3 separate regions of the Homo sapiens genome follow, and all the other regions are linked to region 2. A link is a contact called in ENCODE Hi-C or POLR2A ChIA-PET data. All regions are on one chromosome and are shown on one strand. The core of a region is the stretch at or near the end of the contact, and the rest is flanking DNA. Distances in the headings are between cores, read along the strand shown.

Region 1 (3,536 bases), core at 166-2,665, 86 kb after region 2:
TATGTGGCATACTGCAGATAGGGCAACATTTTTAAGTTCCAGAATGTGACCTCCCACCATGTGCCAAAGCAAGTTATTTGTTACCATGTCAGTCTGCAGCACTGTTTGTTTCCAATGGTACATGAGCTAATACCTTGGCTTTATTTATTTATTTATTTAAGTTACAACCTTTTGGATACTTATGACATGCTGGGCATACTACTGAATTATTTTATATGAATTAATCTAATCAGATTCTTACAAATAGCCAACGAAGAAGCAAAGTTATCACATATATTTTATAGATGAAGTTTGAGAGGCTAAATTCATGTCCAAAATTATGTAACCAGTAAGTGGCATGGTTGGGGTTTAAACTCATGTCTACCTGACTCCAAAGCCCTTGTACAAAATCACTGTGGTCTGAAGACTCTTATGTAGGTTATAGCTGAGAATCCCTGATAACCATTGGGAGCAGCTTGACTCACATATTTATTGCTTGTATATTCTTTGGGTTCAGTTTAACTTTAACTTTGGCATTCCCTTCACAATTCTTTCTTTTGTAAATAGACTATAAGCTCTCTGAGGTCAGCAGCCAAGCCCTTTCTCTAATCTCCTAAATGTCGATGATGTCCCTAGTTTCTATGTGGAGTGTTTACTTTTGGCATCATGCTTCTAATATAGGGTTAAAAAAGGCTGGCCAGCTGCTTTCTGGTTTTCATTTCATACATTAGATGAAAGCCGTGGGGGATTTTACTTGTCTTTACAAGTTAATTCTACAGGATTCACAGTTAAATTTCTGTTTCTTTGAATTTATTGGTGGATCCACTTTTGTTTCCTACTAGTACATTACCTATCTAGTCTATATCCAACTGTACAGAAAAAAGTAAACCGCAAATGAAATTTTATTATTATGTATTAAACAGCATCTTTGGAGCAGTCTATATTAGGAGGTGTGTGTCAAATTCTGCTCATCTTAGGACCCTAGACAGTTCCTCTAAGAGAGCCTGCCACCCTTCGCTTACAAAATGCAGACCCTGAGCTAAGAGGTGGTCTTGGGCAAATCAGGCAAAACAATTCCTAAATCTAAAACGTTTATCAGCTTTTGTTTTTTTTTTTCCTAAATGGAGATAAAGTTGGAAGTTAAAAGCAAAAAAGAAGGATGGATTAAAAAATATTTAAATAAGATGCCAAGTAACATGAATTGCCTGAAATAGACTGTTTCAGGATAAAAACTGTATCTTGGCCTTAATGTGTCTTGTGCCATTTATTAAATCAGTTCTGAACTTTGGGGACTCCAGACTGTTATTAAAGAGTTAATAACCAAAGGCTTCAACGTCCAGGATGTTGTGTGGGTCAGTGTATCTTGCCAAGAGGTAACATCAGCCAGTGGAATCAGTTGGGCTCTCCGTCTGGCAGATCTGTCTCTTTCAGCTGCTCCTCCTCCAGTTTCTAGTCTTGGAGTTCATATACAGTAAATCTTTCTCTTAATAAAGCCGTTTTTCAAATCTGACTTTGGACTAGGGACTGCTTTTTCTCCAAATGCAACAGCTGTTAAACATGGTGCATTGGGCACGGTGTATATCTCTTTGTTTAGTTTTGGGTTTTTAATATGAGCAGAGACATAAAGGAGTGGGAGGACTCTATCGATTTCTTTCTACCCATGAGTCATCCACTGGGTTTGGAAATAAGGCCTCCAGCCTCAAAAGGCTTCTGGGCTCCCTGGGCTTCTCACCCTTAAGGATGAAGCCTATTGTGCCCTAATAACCAGTACAGGATTCCCCCCCTTCTTTTGGTGAGATAGAATTGTAGAGCTCAAGGTGTCCGCCAGCAGAGGCCAGACCTTTTGGCCCCTATCTGTCCCATTTACATGGGGAAAAGCATTTTTGCCCCCTTGCTCTCTGGTCCTTCTGTCACTGTCTCTGTTCCCAATGCACTAGGGAGCATTAACTCCCTGAAGGGGAAAAAAGTTCACAAAAGAAATGAATTATGCATATGGAATTCATTTCCTTGATGAATAGGGAATCTGAACAAACTCCATGGCTGTTTGATTTTAAGGCAGAGGAGAAGGGGGGCTTAGGGCTAAAGAGTATAGTGGGGGGTGATCAAAAAGAACTTGGAACAAGAGAGGTGGGAGAAAAACCATGGCAGGAGGACTTGGGATGGAAATATTGAGGACAAAGTAAGGGGACCTTTGAAAATAGTTGAGGGCCCATTATTCTTGCCAACACGTACACACAGATATATACCTCACTCCCGATTAATGTGCAAATTTGTCCCCAGGGAAATTGGAAATGGTAATGAGATTATACTGGGCAGAAATGACAACACTAAGGTGATGTGACCGTCCTGAATTAAAGTTTTTCAGTGATTTTTTAACTTTCTTCAGTCCAGGTTAACAATGGGCGCTTTGAATTTTGAGGCAGGAGTTGTGTGATAGGTAAAGAACTGCATTGAGAAGTGGAAGACTTGGATCCAAGCCTCAGAAGACACAGACTGTGTGACTGTGGGCAAGTCACCTCATCTTTCTGTCTCAGTTATCTCATCTATAAGTGGGGATTATGGCAACTGCCCTGGGGAAAAAATTATAAGGGCCAAACAAAAGTGCTTTTATGCATAACACAAGATGCGAATCTGAAGGGATTTTATTTTTCTCTCTGTGCCTCCTTTTCTTGATGGCATTTTGGTTATTCAGACCTAGTCTTTTCAGCAAGTCAGAATTTCTTTGGAGCAGAAGAATGAAGGGGAAATTGATTCAGGAGCAGCATGCTGGTTAAAGGAACAAAGAAACAAGTGAAAAATCCCATTTTAATCCTCACCGCATCTATGTTATGAAAACCATTTAAAATAATCAATCTGATGTTTTTGGCAAATTTAGGTACTGAATCAGTAGTGGTTACTGCATAACTAGTTTGATCAACAGTAGGAAAGCTTGTCATTGACAGCCACATACATTATGGAATCAACTAGAGGGTGGTTTTTAGAGCTTCCCTTGTAGGCTGACTACCTAGAAGAGGCAACCTCTGACCTGGCTGCCAAAGACCTGTGGATGCTTCTGATGGGGAGATATGGCCAAACCGACCCCTTACTTCTAATTGTGCTCCATTATTCCTTGTTTCTGAATGCAAAAAAGACTTGGGGACACCAAGTCTTCAGGAGAGATAATAGGTAGAAAGTCACACATACCTGTGTACATTTGTTAGGATATGTCCCTGCTCGTTGAGAGGAGAGAGTTTTTTTGATAGTTATGGGGTCTTAAATCCATTTCAGGATTGAGTAGATTGAGCAGGTCCAACTACCGCCATGTCTCTTTATTTTTCTCACCACCCAATTTCAGTACATGCAGTTTTTCACAGAGGTGTGTTTGCTTTACAGCAAATCCTTTTTAGGGGTCAGGATGTGTAGTGGAATGCCATTGTATCCTTTAGGACTGCCCACCGCAAACACATGCTGTGCACTCATACCTTTAGTGTGGTGGCATTCAGTCTGGTCTGCAGGGCATGGCCCTCGGAAGAGTGTGGAGATGTCCCAGGACAGCCTTCCTGGTAGTAAGGGGGGCA
Region 2 (3,770 bases), core at 291-2,790:
GACATTTCCTAAGTAATTGGCCTGCTATTTTATCTTATATTCATTGTGACTGTGTACACAGTCAGATTTTTCCCTCTCACTTTGCCCAATGAAAAGATTGGAAGCAAATTTGTGTCTGTCTGGAGCTATGATACTGGACCTTAGTTATGACTTTTGTTGGCTTTTTTCTTGATCCCATTGTATTTATTTTTTATTTTTTCCTACCCATTTTCAATTGGAGTTGTCTTGTTGGAATATGTACCCTTTTAAGCACCTCAAGTTTCCTTTCAAACTGGACAGGCAATAGACACATAACTAATTTTTAACACTATTCACACATTTCTGTTAGACTGAAGCAGATTGTGCAGTGGAAATACTAGGCCTTTGGAGGGAGTCACACTTGGGTTTAAATTCCAGCTTTGACACTTAATAACTGTGGACCTTGGACAAATTATTTAACCTTTCTGAGTTCCCTCTCTGTAAAATGGAAATAATAATCCATAACTCACAAAGATGTCTTGGGGATTAAATAAAATAACTCATGCAAATTACTTGGTGCATAGTAGGCATTCAATAAATGTCAGTTCACTTCTCTTCCCAGTTAATAATGCTTATTAGACTATATTAAAAACTAGAACTAGACTGTGATAATGCATTTCTTTATTAGGTATTTAAGCCAAATAACTAATTTCCCCCGGGGGAAGAGAGAGAAATGTTGAATTAGTTTCATTTGGTGAACTTATTTATTAATCTTTCTTTTTCTTGAGCATTTTTCAGTTTCATAGTCCATAATTTAGTTTTCATGCAGCAAAAATGACACAGTTTGGTATTCTTTTCACCTTTACTGTGCTAGAATTGTTTTTTTAAATGTATCTATTATTACATCTGCCACTTATTAGAGATCTTTATTAATTATATTAACAGCTCGATTGTGTTTCATAACTACGTCGTGCTGACAAACTTGTGCTCTCAGCAGTTTCCCTGAGGTCTAAGCATTTAAAAGAATCAAGTTTTAAATGACAATGCCACAGCAAAAGAAAAGCAGGGGTGGGCGGGAAGACGCACACCGTCTGTGTTCTTTCGTGTTAATTTTATATGTTTGCATTTAAGTGGAGCCACATTTTCCTCAAGGACGCAACCTAAGTAAGGCGAGCAGGGAAAGTGGAAACTAAGTGAGCTGGAACTACAGTACCATTGCACCTTTAAGGACTGGAGACTTGCTATTAGCTCGGCCTCCTTCCCGGCCCACCTCTGAACTCTGATTGACAGGGCGCCGGGCGAGGAGGAGCTGAAGGAGGCTGGAGAGGAGGCGCCGTGAGGAAAGTAGGGGAGGAGGGGGCCGGTCCTTTATCTGGTGGCCAATCAGGGAAGCGGGGAGGAGCTCCAGGCGCCCTCCTCCCTCCTCCTCTCCCCAGCCTCCCGGCTTCCCCGCCCCCTCCCCTTCCCTTTGCCCCCTCCCCTCTCCTCCTTCTCGTCCTCCTCCTCCTTCTTCTCCTCCTCCTCCTCCTCCTCTCAGGCTGTGGTTTTTCTGTATATGTTTCTGGAGTCCTGAGCCTGAGCTAAACAAAAGCAGGAGGCTGACGGGGCTGCTGGAGTTTGCAGAGACACGGAGGAGGAGAGAGCCTGTGCTTTGCCTGCCGCCGCGGCTGGGGGAGATCTGGCTTTTGCAACAGCCCACCCCCTTTGAGATCACTCTGGCCCGGAGTGGGGGTGGGGGGCAGCGGGGGGTGGGGGGGGAAAGTTTGCATTGCAATCCCCCTGCCTTCCTCTCCTTTCTCCCGATCAATGCATATTTGCAAAAGGATTAAGCCACAGATTTAAGCGCCGGGAGCCCATTTCTGCCTTGCAAAGGAGACCGGACTGAAAAACCTAAAGCCAGCTCTGATTTCTTTTCGCCAAGTGGGAAGGTGGTTTATTTTTCTTGCTTTTTGGAGTCAACACCCTTCCCCACCAGCCCTTATCCCCACCCTCACCCCGCAACCCCTTCACGCCCCCTCCCCCTCCCCCTCCTCATCCTCCCACCATCCTCTAAAGAGGCAAAGGGATTTTTTTTTTCTTTTGGTCTTCTTTTTTCCCCCTTCCCTGTTTATCCTGAAAAGGATTTGAAGACAAGCTTGAAGGATAAAAAGCCTTGGTGCTTCCCAGGAGCCGAGCCGAGGAGCAGAAGAGGAAGAGCCGGGGGCTGCCGTAGCCTTTGGAGATGGACGAGCAGCCCAGGCTGATGCATTCCCATGCTGGGGTCGGGATGGCCGGACACCCCGGCCTGTCCCAGCACTTGCAGGATGGGGCCGGAGGGACCGAGGGGGAGGGCGGGAGGAAGCAGGACATTGGAGACATTTTACAGCAAATTATGACCATCACAGACCAGAGTTTGGATGAGGCGCAGGCCAGGTGAGATGGAGGCTTTTCTTTTCCTTTCTTGGGGTTTTTTGTTTTTCTTCCTCTTGCAGGGGGAAACAATGGGAACCGAATCACCACAGCGCTTTTTTTGAAAAATGTTATTTCTTTTCTCATTTTGACAAGCAACTACATGGCGGAGGAGTAAAATTTGAAGGAGCGTTGTTATCGAAAGTGTAATCGCCCATGCCGAGATGTGGCTGTGTACATATTTGTGTGTGTGTGTGTGAATATAGGGGTATTCATTTATATCCACACAAACACACAGGCATGCCGAAAATACTGCCAACTGATCCAAAAGCGGCCCTCGGCACTTTTTACTGCTTTAAAAAAGTATCAGAGAAAGCAGAATTGTCAAGTTTTGAACAGCATTCCATGCCTTCTTGTTGAGGGGACTCTGTAACATTACGAAATAAAATGTCCCAAGAACACTTTATTTGCAAATTTAGTTGACTCCTTACCTAATTCAGCGAGTTTGATTTTCTTTCTTGACTCTCCCGTCCAAAATTAATTTTTATCTTTTCTCCTTTCTTCCCCCCCTACCCAAAATACAAAACAACAAAAAAGCAGGGTATTTCTTTGTCAGTACTTGTCAGCTATCCAGAAAATATTTTGCATTCACTTAATTTTGTTTTTTTAAAAAGTTGATGAAAAGGTGATTTTGTTTTTAGGCATATTTGTTAGTTTTAAGAGACTCAGATTTTTAGTTTAACTTTATTGTCTCCTAATTTCAGCCGGTTTACTAACCTTCCGTGACACAGACAGCTATGTAGGGTCCTTTAAAAAGGGGTGGGGGGACAAAAATCAAGCATGCTCTTTTCCCCCATGCTTCTTTCAGGACCACTTAGAAATGAAAGCATTTATGAATTTTATATATTTCAGTACTATAGGACATGAAGGTCTTCATTAAGGAAACATAATAAACTGTGTAGCCTCTCAAGTTAATCCACTGCCAGGTATATGGTTCTCTACTTCAGGATTTTACAGTAAATTCTCTTTTAAAGTAAAACATAGACTAAGTGACAACCCGCTAACAGCTTGCCCAAGGCCGAACTCAAAAGGAAGAATTTTAAAAATCTAATGACCACATATGTCTGTACAATTACCCAGCTTTGTTATATCTCCGAAGTAGCGTTTTTCTCTTTGAAAACCCTGTAAACAAATATACGCAACTCCTATACTTCAGATGACTTGGTTATATGGAGAAGACATCATTATGTGTATTTCTGTCTACGTGAAATAAGAATCTGAGTTGAGAAAATGAGAGGAAGCAGTTAAAAACATAGATGTTATGAATTATACTCAATTTTAGCTGCAAGCACATGCAACATGTAAACTCAAAAGTACTAAGGTTTACGGGTGTTTGAAAACTTGGAAATGTTGAAAGACTCAAA
Region 3 (3,705 bases), core at 988-3,487, 120 kb after region 2:
AGATAAAAGAAAGCCGATTTTACTTTTTTCCTTTGTGCTCAGGTAATAGAAAATGAAATTTGTATGTATGTTTATAACATGTACATTTATACCTGTATATACATATTCATATGTATTTTTAATCATAGGGAATGAACACTAGAAAGTAAATGAAAAATGAGTTGAAAAACTAAGCATTTAAAATAAATCAATTGACTTTTGATATATTAAGATATTAATTTCAAGGTTAATTATAGCCTCCTCTTAGAGATACAACTGTTCAAAGATACATCATCACAGCTGATTGTCAGGCCTAGATGCCTGTGAGGAGAGAGACTCAGCTTCAGTAACCTGTTGAAGCCAGAACATAGAAAGTAAATGAAAACTCAATTGTAAAAACATTCATTAGTTTAAACCCTAGACACTGGGGCCTACTTTAGAGTGGAGCGTGGAAGAGGAGTGAGGACTGAAAAACTACCTATGAGGTACTATGCTTATTACCTGGTTGACAAAATAATTCATACACCCATCCCCCATGACATGTAATTTACCTGTATAACAAACCTACACATGCACCCCTGAACCTAAAACAAAAGTTAAAAAAAAATTAAACCCTTTTGTCCTCAATGTTTTGATATTTGGTCCCGGGAACTCAAATTTGCCTTTGTCTTAACTGGTAAAAATATTTACCCGGAAATGAAGAAACATTAAATACACTAATATGTAAAGACTTCAGAGGGAACGTTTAAGAATCCAAGCAATCAAAATAGCACCTTTAAGTATTTCTGTAGTGTATGCTGTAAGTACTCTATAAAAATGTATTAATATGTCTTGTTAAAATGCCATTTACATACAATGGTAACATAATTATAATTACACGTCTTTCTTACAGATTTATTAAAACAGATGTGATCTACCAATAATGTTTTACATCTGATGGAAAGAATTGGAATATAATAATCCTACTTTTCTTTAATGCATTACTAATTCAGACAGGCCCTTCTGGTTGTTCTGAATTGGAGAGAGAGCAGACACTTCAGTTGGATTTGGAATCATCCACTTTTTTTTGCAGGTATTTCGAAAAAAGCCTGGTTTTGGTACAGCTCTTCCAGAACCCACGGGAAGAACCTGTTCATCAGCTCATCCATCCGTCTGCTGAGTAAATGCTTATTGAGCATCTACTGAATGCCAGCACTGTTCTTTGTTCTTGGAATACATCAGTAAACAAAATAAGGAAAACAAAACCAAACCTCCTGACCTCAAGGAGCTTTTATTTTAGGAATGATGTCTTTTAGTCATTTAATAGTTGCTGTTTTTATTAACTCTTAACTGTACCCATAAACTGGATACTTTCAACTTAAAAAAAAAAAAGAGAAACTAATTATGTGCCCTAAGGATCACCAGGCCTTAGGTTCTACCTTTATTTTTCTTCTACTGTTAAATAGCAACCTCATTCCTCAGGCTGCTGATGGAATTGGTAACTGAGTAATCAGGCCACTGTGCTCGGGGACATAAAACCTGTGGCTGCTGCCATTGCAGAGTCCCGTCATGGATCAGAGTTCGTCCCTGGGAAACAACTTGTGCCGACGGAAGGAGTTCTTCCTTTGCTCCCCTCATACCTCCCTTCCTTGCAGATGGGATCCTTGCAAGGGCAGAGCAGCTCTTAGAGTTGTCAGGCCCTTTTCTTTCATTCTGCTTATTTTCCCATAGGCGAGTACTGCTCAGAACCCAGGCTGTGAGTTTTTTGATGTGGAAAGCTATTTACTAAGCATGTCTTGACGCAGAGGATGGAGGGAAAGAAAGCCTCCAAGAGAGTGGTGATTCTACAACCATCATCAAATTTTGGTTGAAAACTCAAAGCTGCTGATATGTATTAGTAAGCAGATAACAGTAACATCCTGTATTTGCATGGCCCTGTATCAGTCAATAGCATTCAGATTTGTGTGGTGGTGTATAGCTTTCCTTATTTCATATCAGGTGTTTTCATTTGATCCCAAGTGGTATGTCCTGAGACAGAAGAAATAGCCCCATTTTACAGAAGAAGAAACCCAAAATTGCAAGGAATTTGCCTAAGGTCATTAGAAAGTGTCTAAAATAAGACTTTGACCCGGACTCTCTGATTTCAAGCCCAGCGATTCTTCTAACAGGCCATATTCTTTCACTTTTATTATCTTGACTTACGCAACAAAGGAGATAAGCCAGGTACATGTCATTAATCTTCCTATGTATGACAACTGAGGCTCCAGGAGGTTAAGTGCCTTGCCTAAGATTACTTGGGTGGTGGTAGAACTGGTTTTCAAAACCAGATCATCTGAATGGAATCTAAGTCTTTCTTCTGTATCACCTTGTTAATGTGTCAGGAACTACCACCCCACCTTCCAAAACACATACACACTCTCACTTTTAATGCGGACCCATCTTAGAATAAACTAGTTAAGGACTGACTGCTGAACATGGTCCAGAAACTTACTGTCAAATTTTGCTTTTGAGATGTGCTTGTGTTGTGTGAAGTCTTTTTTTTTTTTTTTCAGTATTGATGAGGGATCACTTTAAGATTTATTGGATTTTGTTTGTTTTGTTTTGTTTTGTTTTGTTTTTGAGACAGGATTTCACTCTTATCACCCAGGCTGGAGTGGAGTGGCGTGATCATAGTTCACTTCAGCCTCTAACTCCTGGGCACCAGCAATCCTCCTGAGTAGCTGGGAATATAGGCATGTGCCAACACACCAGGCTAATTTTATGTATTTTTTAGATTTTCATAGAGATGAAGGGGTCTCAGTATGTTGCTCAGGCTGGTCTTGAACTCCTAGCCTCAAATGATCCTCCTGCATTGGCCTTCCCAAATACTGGGATTACAAGCATGAGCCACTGCGCCCAGCCTGTAATTATTCTAAAGATTTCTTTCCTGTTTATGTACAGAATATCTAACAGCTATGCTTACCTTTAAAGCAGCCTTATGAATATCCTTGTGAATTCCTTAAGCTCAAGGGTCTTGTTTGCATTTTGTAGGTATATCTGTAGATAGATCTTACCTATCTCTGGCAGGTAACATTATCATCATGTTTTCCCTGTTTCTGGACACTTTGTGAAAGCATTGTAGAAATAAAAGAAGTCTTTATTCTTTGACCTCTCTTATGCATTATGAATTCTGAAAAACTGAGGGAGATAAAAGGCAATCTATGCTTTACTGCTTTCCCTAAGTTTTGAGAAGCAGGCTTAAAAAAATGCTTTAAAAATTTTAGATGCCATAATACACTGAAAATAGGGATCTCAGGTATTTGAGGCAGACCAGGATTCTTCTTTGACCAGTCCTTTCACTGAAAAGACTGTATTTAGATATTTCTCTGAGTGTTCTAGATTCATAGACCCAAATGACCTCTCTGAGCATCAAGATACATGAAGAAGTTACTTCCTGAGGATAATAAATATGAAAAGAGAATTATCACCCTCTGCTTTCAGAAATCACTTAAAAAGGAAGGGAGTGCTTTTCCCATGAGGTTCCTGAGACAGAGTCCTTATGTCACCTTGTATTGGCAAAAAGATCTGGGGCACTGTGTTTGACGATAGCACTTCTTTGTTCCCCTCCCGATATATTTACAGAATATAATCCTATTTTGCTTGCACTCATTTCCATAATACTGAAAGTAAATAAACCTTATATAACGTTTTATGGTTAAGAACTACTTAGTCTTGTGTGTGGAACTTCAGCAAGAAGCAAAAGAAAAT

What was found. Hi-C counts contacts between places; a loop is a spot of excess contacts on that map. ChIA-PET counts read pairs that join two places held with the same protein, here RNA polymerase II (POLR2A). Pooled maps may share reads with other maps.
Region 1: a map of endothelial cell of hepatic sinusoid shows a loop between it and region 2 (3-fold over the local background). The contact joins the enhancer-like site here to the promoter of PBX1 in region 2. A Hi-C loop is called at or near these places in 3 of 168 maps with a recorded cell type or tissue (PC-9, endothelial cell of hepatic sinusoid and sigmoid colon) and 3 of 50 pooled maps. POLR2A ChIA-PET finds 5 or more read pairs at or near these places in 9 of 52 experiments (A549, A673, AG04450 and 6 more).
Region 3: a loop to region 2 is called in a pooled map, with 5 times the contacts of the local background. The contact joins the enhancer-like site here to the promoter of PBX1 in region 2. A Hi-C loop is called at or near these places in 2 of 50 pooled maps. POLR2A ChIA-PET finds 5 or more read pairs at or near these places in 4 of 52 experiments (BJ, Caco-2, PC-9 and 1 more).

The regions. Positions count from the first base shown.
Region 1 is chr1:164,643,481-164,647,016 of GRCh38, forward strand. The region is part of intron 2 of PBX1 (PBX homeobox 1); the gene reads left to right. Among named protein-coding and RNA genes, the nearest start is that of PBX1, 86 kb to the left of the region's middle. Within about 2 kb of position 1,416, at least 6 of the 41 ENCODE cell types and tissues checked have a DNase peak (open chromatin) inside an H3K27ac peak, as active enhancers do; they include A673 and PC-9, where a contact is called at or near this core.
Region 2 is chr1:164,557,644-164,561,413 of GRCh38, forward strand. It overlaps PBX1 (PBX homeobox 1), which reads left to right and starts at 1,541. Exons shown (of 9, transcript NM_002585.4): 1 at 1,541-2,370. The coding sequence starts at 2,180. RefSeq lists an enhancer at 1,123-1,622.
Region 3 is chr1:164,681,259-164,684,963 of GRCh38, forward strand. All of the region lies in intron 2 of PBX1 (PBX homeobox 1), which reads left to right. Among named protein-coding and RNA genes, the nearest start is that of PBX1-AS1, 92 kb to the right of the region's middle. Within about 2 kb of position 2,238, at least 3 of the 41 ENCODE cell types and tissues checked have a DNase peak (open chromatin) inside an H3K27ac peak, as active enhancers do; they include PC-9, where a contact is called at or near this core.